Linked DNA regions of Homo sapiens: region 2 is linked to region 1. The links are chromatin contacts, found by Hi-C or POLR2A ChIA-PET in ENCODE. All regions are on one chromosome and are shown on one strand. The core of a region is the stretch at or near the end of the contact, and the rest is flanking DNA. Distances in the headings are between cores, read along the strand shown.

What was found. Hi-C counts contacts between places; a loop is a spot of excess contacts on that map. ChIA-PET counts read pairs that join two places held with the same protein, here RNA polymerase II (POLR2A). Pooled maps may share reads with other maps.
Region 2: a map of CD8-positive, alpha-beta T cell shows a loop between it and region 1 (7-fold over the local background). The contact joins the promoter of YBEY here to the promoter of COL6A1 in region 1. A Hi-C loop is called at or near these places in 13 of 168 maps with a recorded cell type or tissue (CD4-positive, alpha-beta T cell, CD4-positive, alpha-beta memory T cell, CD8-positive, alpha-beta T cell and 9 more), 3 of 37 single-sample maps with no recorded cell type and 26 of 50 pooled maps. POLR2A ChIA-PET finds 5 or more read pairs at or near these places in 5 of 52 experiments (A549, BJ, CD8-positive, alpha-beta memory T cell and 2 more).

The regions. Positions count from the first base shown.
Region 1 is chr21:45,979,146-45,984,764 of GRCh38, reverse strand. It overlaps COL6A1 (collagen type VI alpha 1 chain), which reads right to left and starts at 2,995. Exons shown (of 35, transcript NM_001848.3): 1 at 2,818-2,995; 2 at 2,002-2,131; 3 at 296-496. The coding sequence starts at 2,914. It overlaps LOC105372841 (a long non-coding RNA gene), which reads right to left. Exons shown (of 3, transcript XR_937803.3): 2 at 4,913-5,558; 3 at 3,199-3,475. RefSeq lists enhancers at 1,514-2,374, 2,375-3,237.
Region 2 is chr21:46,282,175-46,287,793 of GRCh38, reverse strand. YBEY (ybeY metalloendoribonuclease) reads right to left here and starts at 1,452. Exons shown (of 5, transcript NM_001314025.2): 1 at 1,379-1,452; 2 at 671-924. The coding sequence starts at 880. It overlaps MCM3AP (minichromosome maintenance complex component 3 associated protein), which reads left to right and starts at 2,183. Exons shown (of 28, transcript NM_003906.5): 1 at 2,183-3,726; 2 at 3,956-4,179. The coding sequence starts at 2,508. RefSeq lists silencers at 1,129-1,238, 1,589-1,818.

The DNA.
Region 1 (5,619 bases), core at 1,746-4,245:
TGTCTGCCTGTCTTGGTCCCTCTGTCACTCTTTGTCTCTGTCTCTCTCTGTCTCTGTCTCTATCTCTCTCTGTCTCTGTCTCTCTCTGTGTCTGTTTCTCCCTGTTTCTGTTTCTCTCTGTCTCTGTCTGTCTCCGTCTCTTTCCTGCCCACAAAGTGGGTCAGGGAGGCCGTGCAGCCTCCAAGAGAACAGGGAGGCTGCAGCTGAAGCCGCACAGGGACCCCAGGCCAACCCCAGCCCAGGCTGGGTACCACGCGTGAGAACTGGCGTGGGCAGGAGGCTGGGGGCCACTCACCCCACGAGGAGCTGCTCCAGCCCCTTCTTGATAGCGCAGTCGGTGTAGGTGCCCTTCCCAAAGTACTTGACCGCGTCCACGCTGCTTTTGAGTGCGTCGCGGCCGCCAGGCATGCGCGTGAGGCCTTGGATGATCTCCACCTCGTCACTGTAGTGCAGCGCGCCTGCGTTCCACACCAGGTTTCGGTCACAGCGGTAGTACCTGCCAGGAACAGGCACGGCGGGCGTGAGGCGGGCGGCCCCTGGCGCCATCGCTACCCGTCCCAGGGCGCGACGTCACCCAGATGGACAGGCTGCCCCACCCTGGCCGTGGCTGACACACAGCTGGACTTGCCCTGTGGCCCTGAGGCCGGCCCTCCTGGAAGGCTGTGCAGGCGGGTGTGGCCAGCAAGCGACCTGCGCCCCGATCCCTCAGGCCCTCAGACCAGGAGCCCTGAGTGTGTGGCCCTGCTGGGGTGGGGTCCTTGGGCCTGCAGTGGGGCAGCATGACAGTGGGGGAAGGAGGCACCCCGGGGATCTGAGCAGCCCCCTCGCTGCCCTCTGAGCACCTGAGCCTGAGGCTCTCAGGGGTCTGCTCTGCCCCAGCCTGGGGTGGGCCCACCTCTGCCCCACCCACCCTCCCATCCATTCAGCAGAGTGACCACGGCGCCTGCAGGAATCCAGTGGCAGCGACATGGGGATGACTCCGCCCCATTTCACAGGTGGGAAACTGAGTCATGGGGAGACTGAGTAAAGGCAACAAGGGCGACTCGGGGGACGCTGGGCCACGCGGCCGCCCCTCCCCGGTGCCATCCACAGCCAGACCCCCCCCCAAACACTGCCGCACGGGCCTGGCCATGTCCACTAAGCTCAGGGTTCCTGGTACCAATGGCTCCTGCTGGGCACGGTGTGGGCTGGAAGGTCCACCCTGCTGTTACCGGCAGCCTCTGACTGTGCCCCTTCTGGTGGCGGGAGGCTCCGGCCCAGCGGCCAGTCAGCAGGGTCAAGGAGGACGGGGGTTCCTACGCCGGCTAAGCTGTGTCCCCACTGCCAGGACCCGTCTCAGTGGGGGAGCCCCGTTCTACATGCCCCCCCCTCAGCGGCCCTGTGCACCCACAGGACCGACTCCCCTCTCCCCCCGGTCTGTCCTCAGCCACACGCACAGATGGAGGAACGTGGAGCAGAGGGTGCCGTGTCCCAAGCCCAGAACCAAGCCTGGGGGCCCTGGGGCTGCAGAGCGACACCCCTCCTGGCTCCCGAGTCGGGGACCTTCAGAACGTGGGATCCAGGACCCAGGTAGAGGCTCTCACTGCCCACGGAACAAACCAGGGTCCAGGTGGTTAGTGAGGGGCTCCCGCGCACCAGGCAGGACTGCGTGTCTGGGCCAGTGCGCTGAGCCCTCTCGGTCAGCCTGCGGGAGCCTCTCTTCCCTACATCTCAGCCTCACTGTCACCTCGGCCCTGCTGAACAGGTGCCACCCCCGCGAGCAGGGTCTCAAACCAGCTCACTCTGGAAGGCGCTGGGAGAGGCTCAGACCAGCTCACTCTGGAGGGCGCCGGAAAGGGCCCCGGCCTCACTCTGGAGGGCGCCGGGAGGGGCCCCGGTCAGGGCAACGCTCGCCCAACCTTAGGAGGTTGAGGCCGTCGCACCCGTGTTCCCCTGGGCCCCCACCCCTCCCTCCAAGAGGCCCAGAAGCACAGGAGGAAGGTCACGGGGCGTCCCTCCTACCTGTCCCTCAGGTTGTCGATGAAGCGCTTGGTGAAGGACTTGACTTTGTCCACGAGGGCCCCGTAGGGCTTCAGCCTCAGGGCCACGCTCTCAGAGGTGTCCAGCACAAAGAACAGGTCCACGGGGCAGTCTGGCCGAAGATGGAGGAGAGGGGCCTTCAAGCTCTCGCCCCATTCCCCGAGTCTCTGCTGGGCCTGCCCTCCCGGCCAGCCCAGCGCCTGCAGCACAGAGCCCCGGGCCCGGAGAGGCTCTCCCGGGAAAAGGCAGCAGGACGTCCCTCGGTGGGGACGGTGGGGAGGGGGTGGAGTGAGAGACCCCAAACCGCTCCTGTGCCTCGAGGGGAGTCAGAAACCTTCACAACCTCCCCCGAAGGGCAGGGCGTCCCCGGCACGGGACCGGACAAGTGAGACCTCACGGGAAGGTTTCTCGCTGGATTCAGAACCAGCAGCGCACGACTTCTTCTAGAACGGGGGTCGGGGGGGCCGTGCGTCTGGACTCACTGCCAGGTGAGGGGTCAAACGGATTCACGGGGCGCCGAGACAGCCCCGCACCAGCTCCCCCTCGCCAGGGAGCCCCTCCCGAGCTGCCTGCGGTCCGGCCCCGCTGAGAATGCTGAATGCTGAGCCTCTAGGGGCCCCGGCCAAGGCCCGGTGGGGCAGAGCTGGGCGCTGCAGCCGCCCCGAGCGGGGAGTGGGGTTCAGGGGCTCCAGGCCCCCAGTCTGCAGTTCCACGCGTGGGAGGGGACCCCGCGCATCTGGCCCTGGCCGGCAGCAAAGAGCGGGGGGTCTGGAGCCTGCACCCCAAGCCACCACTCACCCTGGAAGGCCACGGCCCTCGGGGTCTCCGGCTCATCCTGCGCGGCTGTCCAGCAGGCCTGCAGCAGCAGGGGCAGCAGAGCACGGGCCGCCCTCATGTCTGGGGCCTGCGGTCACCACACAGCGCGGCCAGGGCAGAGTGGGCCGCCGCCGCCGCCCAGAGACCGAGGCTGCCTTCTGCTCCCAGCCAGAGTGAGAGCGGAGGGCAAGGAGGGGAGGGGCGGGGCGAGAGGGGCGGGAGGGGAGGGGAGGGGCGGGAGGGGAGGGGAGGGGCGGGGCGGGAGGAGAGGGGAGGGGAGGGGAGGGGCGGGAGGAGAGGGGAGGGGCGGGAGGGGAGGGGCGGGGCGGGAGGGGAGGGGCGGGGCGGGGCGGGGAGGAGCGGCCCATGAGTCACCACCTCCTTGCTGGGGTCTCTCCCTCCAGAACCGGCAGCAGCTCCGAGCCCAGGGAGAAGGCGGTTTCCCTGGCTGGCTCGCCGCGGCCTGCAGTTCAGTTCCCGTGTCAGGGAGGAGGAAACTGCAGCAGCTGAATCAAACGTCTGAAAACCAGCGTGTCACCCAGGGAGAGTTCCTTGAAACATCTTTCGGTAGTTTCCAATCCAGACGTCTCCATGCGGGACGCACGGGCAGGCTCACTCGCCTCTTCCCACCAACCGCCTCCTGCAGAGGACCTCGCCGTGAGCTGAATTGTTGCTTTATCAGATCTCCGCGTTCTTTTTTCACGTCAATATTTCTTCACAGTATAGTCGGATACGTATTTGCCAAAGATATTTCAGTTTGTACCGTGGGAAGACAAAGTTGCTCACAATATAGTTGTTATATATGCTGTGTGTGGAGACAGAGAGACAGAGACAGAGAGACAGAGAGAGACAGTGAGAGAGAGACAGAGAGACAGAGACAGAGAGACAGACAGAGACACAGACAGAGGAGAGACAGAGACAGAGAGAGAGACAGAGACAGAGAGAGACAGAGAGACAGAAAGACAGAGAGAGACACAGAGAGACAGAGGAGAGACAGAGACAGAGAGACAGAGACAGAGAGACACAGAGAGACAGAGAGACAGAGAGACAGAGACAGAGAGAGAGACAGTGAGAGACAGAGACAGAGAGACACAGAGACAGAGAGACAGAGAGAGACAGAGACAGTGAGAGAGAGACAGAAAGACAGAGACAGAGAGACAGACACAGAGAGACAGAGGAGAGACAGAGACAGACAGAGAGAGACAGAGACAGAGAGAGACAGAGAGACAGACAGAGAGAGACAGAGAGAGAGACAGAGACAGAGACACAGAGAGAGGAGAGACAGAGAGAGACAAAGACAGAGACAGAGAGACAGAGACAGAGAGAGACAGAGAGGAGAGACAGACAGAGACGGAGAGACAGAGACAGAGAGACAGAGACAGAGAGACAGAAAGAGAGACAGAGAGAGGAGAGAGGGGCTGTCCCTGATATCACCTGGGGGTGGGCTCCAGATGTGGCCAGATGCATCCCTGGCCCACAGAAGGTCCCAGAAGAGCTTTCCCAAAGCTGGAGCTGCTGAGACTTGCCTAACACCAGCCTAAATGTCTTATAATTTTAAAACGTACACAAATTGTTCATACCAAAAACCATGTTAAAGAAACATTTGAAAAAACCTTTAAAATTGATACTTAATTCCACAACTCCACAGTGACTGTTTTTGGATTGCCTTCAATATTTTCCCCACACCTACGTTACAGAAGTTGTAAAGTACTTCTCCTTCTTTTCCTCCTCCTCCTCCTCCTCCTCCTCCTTATTATTATTATTATTATCTAAGGGGCTCACTCTGTCATCCAGGCTGGAACGTAGTGGCCTCATCACAGCTCACTGCAGCCTCAGTCTCCTGGGTTCAGGTGATCCCTCCACCTCAGCCTCCCGAGTAGCTGGGATCACAGGCATGTGCCACCATACCCAGCTAATTTTGTATGTTTTGTAGAGATGGGGGTCTCACGATGTTGCCCAGGCTGGTCTCGAACTCCTGGACTCAAGTGGTCCTCCTGCCTCGGCCTCCGAAAGTGCTGGGATTACAGGCATGAGCCACCGTGCCTGGCCTTGTACACTTACTGTACAGTCAATTTACCTGCCACTGATGTCATCCACACTGTGGCTGTGGGTGCTGAGGTTTGGTGCTGCCTGCTTGGAGCTGTGGCACCAGCCTCTGGGCTCCTGACTCAAGCACAGGGGGCTTCAGGACCTCCGTGTTCTCTTGGCCTCTCCCAGTCTGAGCTGTTTTATCTGCAAGGAGTGCTTGCAGATTTGGGAAAGGAAATAGGAACACGTTGTGTAAGCAAACACCAAGAATGCAGCATTCCCTGCAGTGAGGGTCCCACCACAGGCACACAGCAGCAGGTGGCTGACACACGGTCTGTAAGATGGAAGAGATGCGGACGCCCAGGGACAGGTTCACGGGGCCCAGTGGCCAATGGCCTGTTTTGCCTTGCAGAGGTGGTTTCATAAGTCAGTTCACAGTATACCACCGGCTCCGCCAGCAGGTCCGCGGGGTGGGTGCGGCGGGAGCTGTGGAGATGCGTGGGAATAACGCCGACACCCCAGGCTGCAGCATCCTGAGCTCCAGGGCCGCGGTCCGACTCCTCCCCCGGTCCCAGGCTTCATCCTGGCCTGGGCTTCTCCGAGGCAGGGCTGGGGCCGCACTGTGTGAGGGGCTCAGGCTCAGGGCGGTCCCAGGCCTGGGTGGGGCCCAGAGGTGCCTCTGCTTCACAGGAAATCTGCAATGATGACTCAGAGTAAACTTGACTCTTTCTCTTATGAAGAAGATACATGTTCATC
Region 2 (5,619 bases), core at 203-2,702, 300 kb before region 1:
ATCTCGAACTCCTGACCTCAGGTGAACCACCCGCCTCGGGCTCCCAAAGTGCTGGGATTATGGGTATGAGCCATCGCGCTCGGCTGTCACCTTTCTTTTTCCTGCTGGGTTACCAGTGTAATTGTAGACTCTGGGTGATGGGCCTCGATCAGTGGAGGCTGAATATACTGCTCTCTCTACTTTTGTGTATATTTGAAAATTTTCAAAATTAAAATTAAAAATCATGTCTGTAACATATATACTTATAGGCACCATGGAGCCTAGCCTATAATATAATTAATACATGAAATTTAGGCCGGGTGCTCTGGCTCACGCCTGTAATCCCAACACTCTGGGAAGCCCGAGGCAGGCAGATCACCTGAGATCAGTTCAGGAGCAGCCTGGCCAACATGGTAAAACCCCCGTCTCTACTAAAAATACTGACAAAAAAAAATTAGCCAGGCGTGGTGGCCAGCATCTGTGGTCCCACCTACTGGGGAGGCTGAGGCAAAAGAATCACTTGAACCAGGAAGGGAGGTTGCAGTGAGCCGAGATCGCACCACTGCACTCCAGCCTGGGTGACAGAGCAAGACTCCGTCTCAATTAAAAAACAAAACAAAACAAAACAAAACGACAGGAAATTTACTCTGGGAAGATGGGCTAGACAAGAAGAGGAACATTTTTTTTTTACCTCATGAAATGGAAAAGAAAGCACATCGGTTGGGACATTTCTATCTCTGTAGATTCTATTAATGTGCTGAATATTCTTGTTGTCAACACAGATGATCCCCAGGTCAAATTTCTGCACTCCTAAAATCCTCCTTACAATCTCGATCTTACTGCGAAGTGGCGCTCTCCTGATGGGGATGACTCGCTGCAGATTTCTAATCACCAAACTCATTTCAGGAAGAATAACCAGCCCTTTAAAAATGTTTGCAACGGAACCTGGGGTTAAAGTGTAAGAGAAGACCAATCAGTACAAGTGATAATACGGTCTGTAAAAATACAGATGCACGCGCAATCAGATCACTTTATTTGGTGGAACTGATTGAAAATCTTAAGGGAATTTACATTTACCACAAGGAGGAAGCAACAACGAGGGTCTATGGAAGGATGCCGCGGAATCCGGCCAGAAGGACTCCAGGCGGGCGGAGCGGAAGGAGCGGTTCCCAGAGAAAAGGGGGCGGGTTGGGGGTGCGCGCGGAGAGAGGCGCGCGGACGCGGCGGGGTGCGGGGAGGGGCAACGGCTGGGGAGAGAAGGGGCTGGAATGGGGGAGGGACAGGAGAGGGGACAGGTAAGCGTTGGGGGCCGGGTCCTCTGGGGTCTGGGGCGCCCGCAGACCCACGCGGGTGAATGCGACGCTCTCGCTTGGGAGACTAAAAACCCGCCCGGACGTACCGGTGTCTGGACCCAGCAAAGGACGCGAGAGCGGGCGGACCCTCCCGACCGGAAGCCCCGCCACAGAGCGGGTTGTGGGGAGCGGAACCGGATCGCAGCGGGCGGGGCGGAATCCGGTAGTGCTGAGCGAACCGGAAGTCGGTCCGCGGCGTTTTCTGCCCGCGGTGCGCAGCGCTGAGTGTCGCGGCAGCAGCCTGTGCTTGCGCCTCAAGTCTTTCCGAGGGGCCAGTGGGCAGCGCGGGCCTCGGGGTCCTGGGGCGAGACGGTGAGCGTGGGGGCTGGGCCGGCGCCAGGGGCGCCGTTTCCTTCCCCCACGCAGCTCCGCGCGCCCGGGCCTCCACATCGTCGCTAACGGAGCGTTGCGGCGCCGGCGACCCCTGGCGAGCCCGGGGCGGGACAGTGGCCAGGCCGGCCTGGGCCCAGCGCGTGGCCTCCGCCGTTTCGGGCTGTGCTGGGTGGAAGATTAGGCTCCCCGGGCACGCCGTCCCCGCCGAGAGGCCTCAGCTTCGTGGCAGCGCCCTCGTCCTTCCAGCCCGCTCGAGGGTGGCCGCCAGGGCGCGATGAAGGAATGTGAGAAAGTGCTTAGCGCTCCAGCCGCTCCGAGGGAAGCCAGGTGGGAGGAGATCCCGAAACGCTAAGGTTTTGACAGCGTTACAGTGAATTCTCCGGCTGTAGAGATTGGAGGAAGTCGGGAGAAATTCGTCTCTAAGTTGTAAGGTGGAACAGCATTCATTTTCTTACTGCCAATGGAGGTTTTTCATGAATTTACTAACTCAGTAAAAAGATTCGGCTTTTTTTTTTTTAATCTTAAAGGATCACGCTTTAAACCTCTGTAACAAAGTAATTATTTGTACCACTCTCTACCCCACCCTCCAACAAAATAACCTATCGGCTCTCAGAAAATAATAACCCTTTGCCTGCCTTTGAAATAGTTATCCTTTTAGTATGACAGTGTTCAAAAATTCTTTTCTTAGACTTGTAGCAGAACATAGCTATGATGATCTGAATTTTTCTCTTTCAGCTTGTTCTAAAGACGAAGGGGAACTCCCTAGTGCTACAGGCTGTTTCAGGAAGCCAATTAATTTTGTACACATAATACTTAATTACCTTCTAATAATTGGAGCAGAAGATGAACCCAACTAATCCTTTCAGTGGGCAGCAGCCTAGTGCTTTTTCGGCGTCTTCTAGTAATGTAGGAACACTTCCATCTAAGCCGCCATTTCGATTTGGTCAACCTTCTCTTTTTGGACAAAACAGTACCTTATCTGGGAAGAGCTCGGGATTTTCACAGGTATCCAGCTTTCCAGCGTCTTCTGGAGTAAGTCATTCCTCTTCAGTGCAAACATTAGGGTTCACCCAAACCTCAAGTGTTGGACCCTTTTCTGGACTTGAGCACACTTCCACCTTTGTGGCTACCTCTGGGCCTTCAAGTTCATCTGTGCTGGGAAACACAGGATTTAGTTTTAAATCACCCACCAGTGTTGGGGCTTTCCCAAGCACTTCTGCTTTTGGACAAGAAGCTGGAGAAATAGTGAACTCTGGTTTTGGGAAAACAGAATTCAGCTTTAAACCTCTGGAAAATGCAGTGTTCAAACCAATACTGGGGGCTGAATCTGAGCCAGAGAAAACCCAGAGCCAAATTGCTTCTGGGTTTTTTACATTTTCCCACCCAATTAGTAGTGCACCTGGAGGCCTGGCCCCTTTCTCTTTTCCTCAAGTAACAAGTAGTTCAGCTACCACTTCAAATTTTACCTTTTCAAAACCTGTTAGTAGTAATAATTCATTATCTGCCTTTACCCCTGCTTTGTCAAACCAAAATGTAGAGGAAGAGAAGAGAGGACCTAAGTCAATATTTGGAAGTTCTAATAATAGCTTCAGTAGCTTCCCTGTATCATCTGCGGTTTTGGGCGAACCTTTCCAGGCTAGCAAAGCAGGTGTCAGGCAGGGGTGTGAAGAAGCTGTTTCCCAGGTGGAACCACTTCCCAGCCTAATGAAAGGACTGAAAAGGAAGGAGGACCAGGATCGCTCCCCAAGGAGACATGGCCACGAGCCAGCAGAAGATTCGGATCCTCTGTCCCGGGGCGATCATCCTCCAGACAAACGACCTGTCCGCCTGAATCGACCCCGGGGAGGTACTTTATTTGGTCGGACGATACAGGATGTTTTCAAAAGCAATAAGGAAGTAGGTCGTCTGGGCAACAAGGAGGCCAAAAAGGAAACTGGCTTTGTTGAGTCTGCAGAAAGTGACCACATGGCTATCCCAGGAGGGAATCAGTCTGTCCTGGCACCTTCCCGGATTCCAGGTGTGAATAAAGAGGAAGAAACTGAAAGTAGAGAGAAGAAAGAAGGTGAGCTCTGAAAATGTAGCACATAGAGTAAATCCTGCAGGCAGGTTTTCAATACGTTTCTCTGGGTGTTAGCTTGATTTTTCAGATAAATCTCCCATAAACATTAGGGATTCTAACATGTCATCGGAGCAGGTCTTACATCTGAAAATTTCCTCTGCTTCGACACAGTTGGTGCCTCCTGTTGTTGGAAACATCTGATGGTTTAAGTGTCCATTCTCTGAACCCCTAGATTCTCTAAGAGGAACTCCGGCGCGTCAGAGTAACAGAAGCGAGAGCACAGACAGTCTTGGGGGCTTGTCTCCCTCTGAAGTCACAGCCATCCAGTGCAAGAACATCCCTGACTACCTCAACGACAGGACCATTCTGGAGAACCATTTTGGCAAAATTGCTAAAGTGCAGCGCATCTTTACCAGGCGCAGCAAAAAGCTTGCAGTGGTACATTTCTTTGATCATGTGAGTACTCCCATCTTGCCATTTGTTACCCTAGATTTGAACCTTGTCACTTTAAAACCTGTTTTTTTTTTTTGGTCCCTCAGTTGTTTGCTTACTATAATATAGAGAAAGTACTCAAATATCTTATTAGCATAGGCTGGGATAGCACTATTTATTTCATAACTTGGCATATTCTAGGTCCCTACAGAATATAGTACTCTAGAAATGCTGGGAGAGTTGTTCTCATGAAGTGAAATTCTTCTGAAAGGCTTTAGAAATTCAGAAATTCTTCTGAAAGGCTCTAACCACATAGTACTTTTGGAAGTTGAGTTTTTTGGTTTTGTTTTTGTTTTATTTGGTCATAGAAGATGATCGCTGTAAACGTTCAAACAATACAGAAAAAGTGAAATTGGCCGGGCGTGGTGGCTTACGCTTGTAGTCCCAGCACCTGGGGAGGCCAAGGTGGGCGGATCATGAGGTCAGGAGATCCAGACCATCCTGGCTAACACGGTGAAACCCCATCTCTACTAAAAATACAAAAAATTAGCTGGGTGTGGTGGCTCGCGCCTGTCATCTCAGCTACTCGGGAGGCTGAGGCAGGAGAATTGCTTGAATCCGGGAGGCGGCGGTTGCAGTGAGCCGAGTTCGTGCCACTGCACTCCAGTCTGGGAGACAGAGCCAGACTCCGTCTCAAAAAAAAGAAAAAGAAAAAAAGTGAAATTCCCCTTGTCAGTCTGTCCTCTAGAGATAACTGCTTTGAAGCACTGGGTTTGTATCCTGACTTTAAATGTATGCATAATACTTTCTTTTTATTTATTTATTTATTTTTTTGAGATGGAGTCTTGCTCTGTCACCCAGGCTGGAGTGCCGTGGCATGATCTCGGCTCACTGCAAGCTCCACTTCCCGGGTTCACGCCATTCTCCTGCCTCAGCCTCCGGAGTAGCTGGAACTACAGGCGCCCGCCACCACACCCGGCTAATTTTTTTGTATTTTTAGTAGATACGGGCTTTCACTGTGTCAGCCAGGATGGTCTCGATCTCCTGACCTCACGATCTGCCTGCCTCGGCCTCCCAAAGTGCTGGGATTACAGGCGTGAGCCACTGCGCCCAGCCTAAATGTATGCATAATACTTTCTAGGGTGCAGTGAACGTGGACTGCTTATGTTATATAGCTTTATATCGTCACTATTTTTTCTGAGTATTCTCATAGACAAAATTACGTTCTATAGGAATTTATAAAGTATAAATTTATAAAGTGAATGATACTACATTGAGTGGATGGACTACGTTTTGTTGATTCGTCTGTTGGCAGACGCGGGTTGTTTCTACTTTTTGGCTATTGTGAATAATGTTCATTGGCATATGACTTATTTGAGTCCCTGCTTTCAGTTTTTTGGGGTATATTCTTAGGATTGGAATTGCTGGGTCATATGGTAATCCTAATTTGTTTTTAGTTTTAAT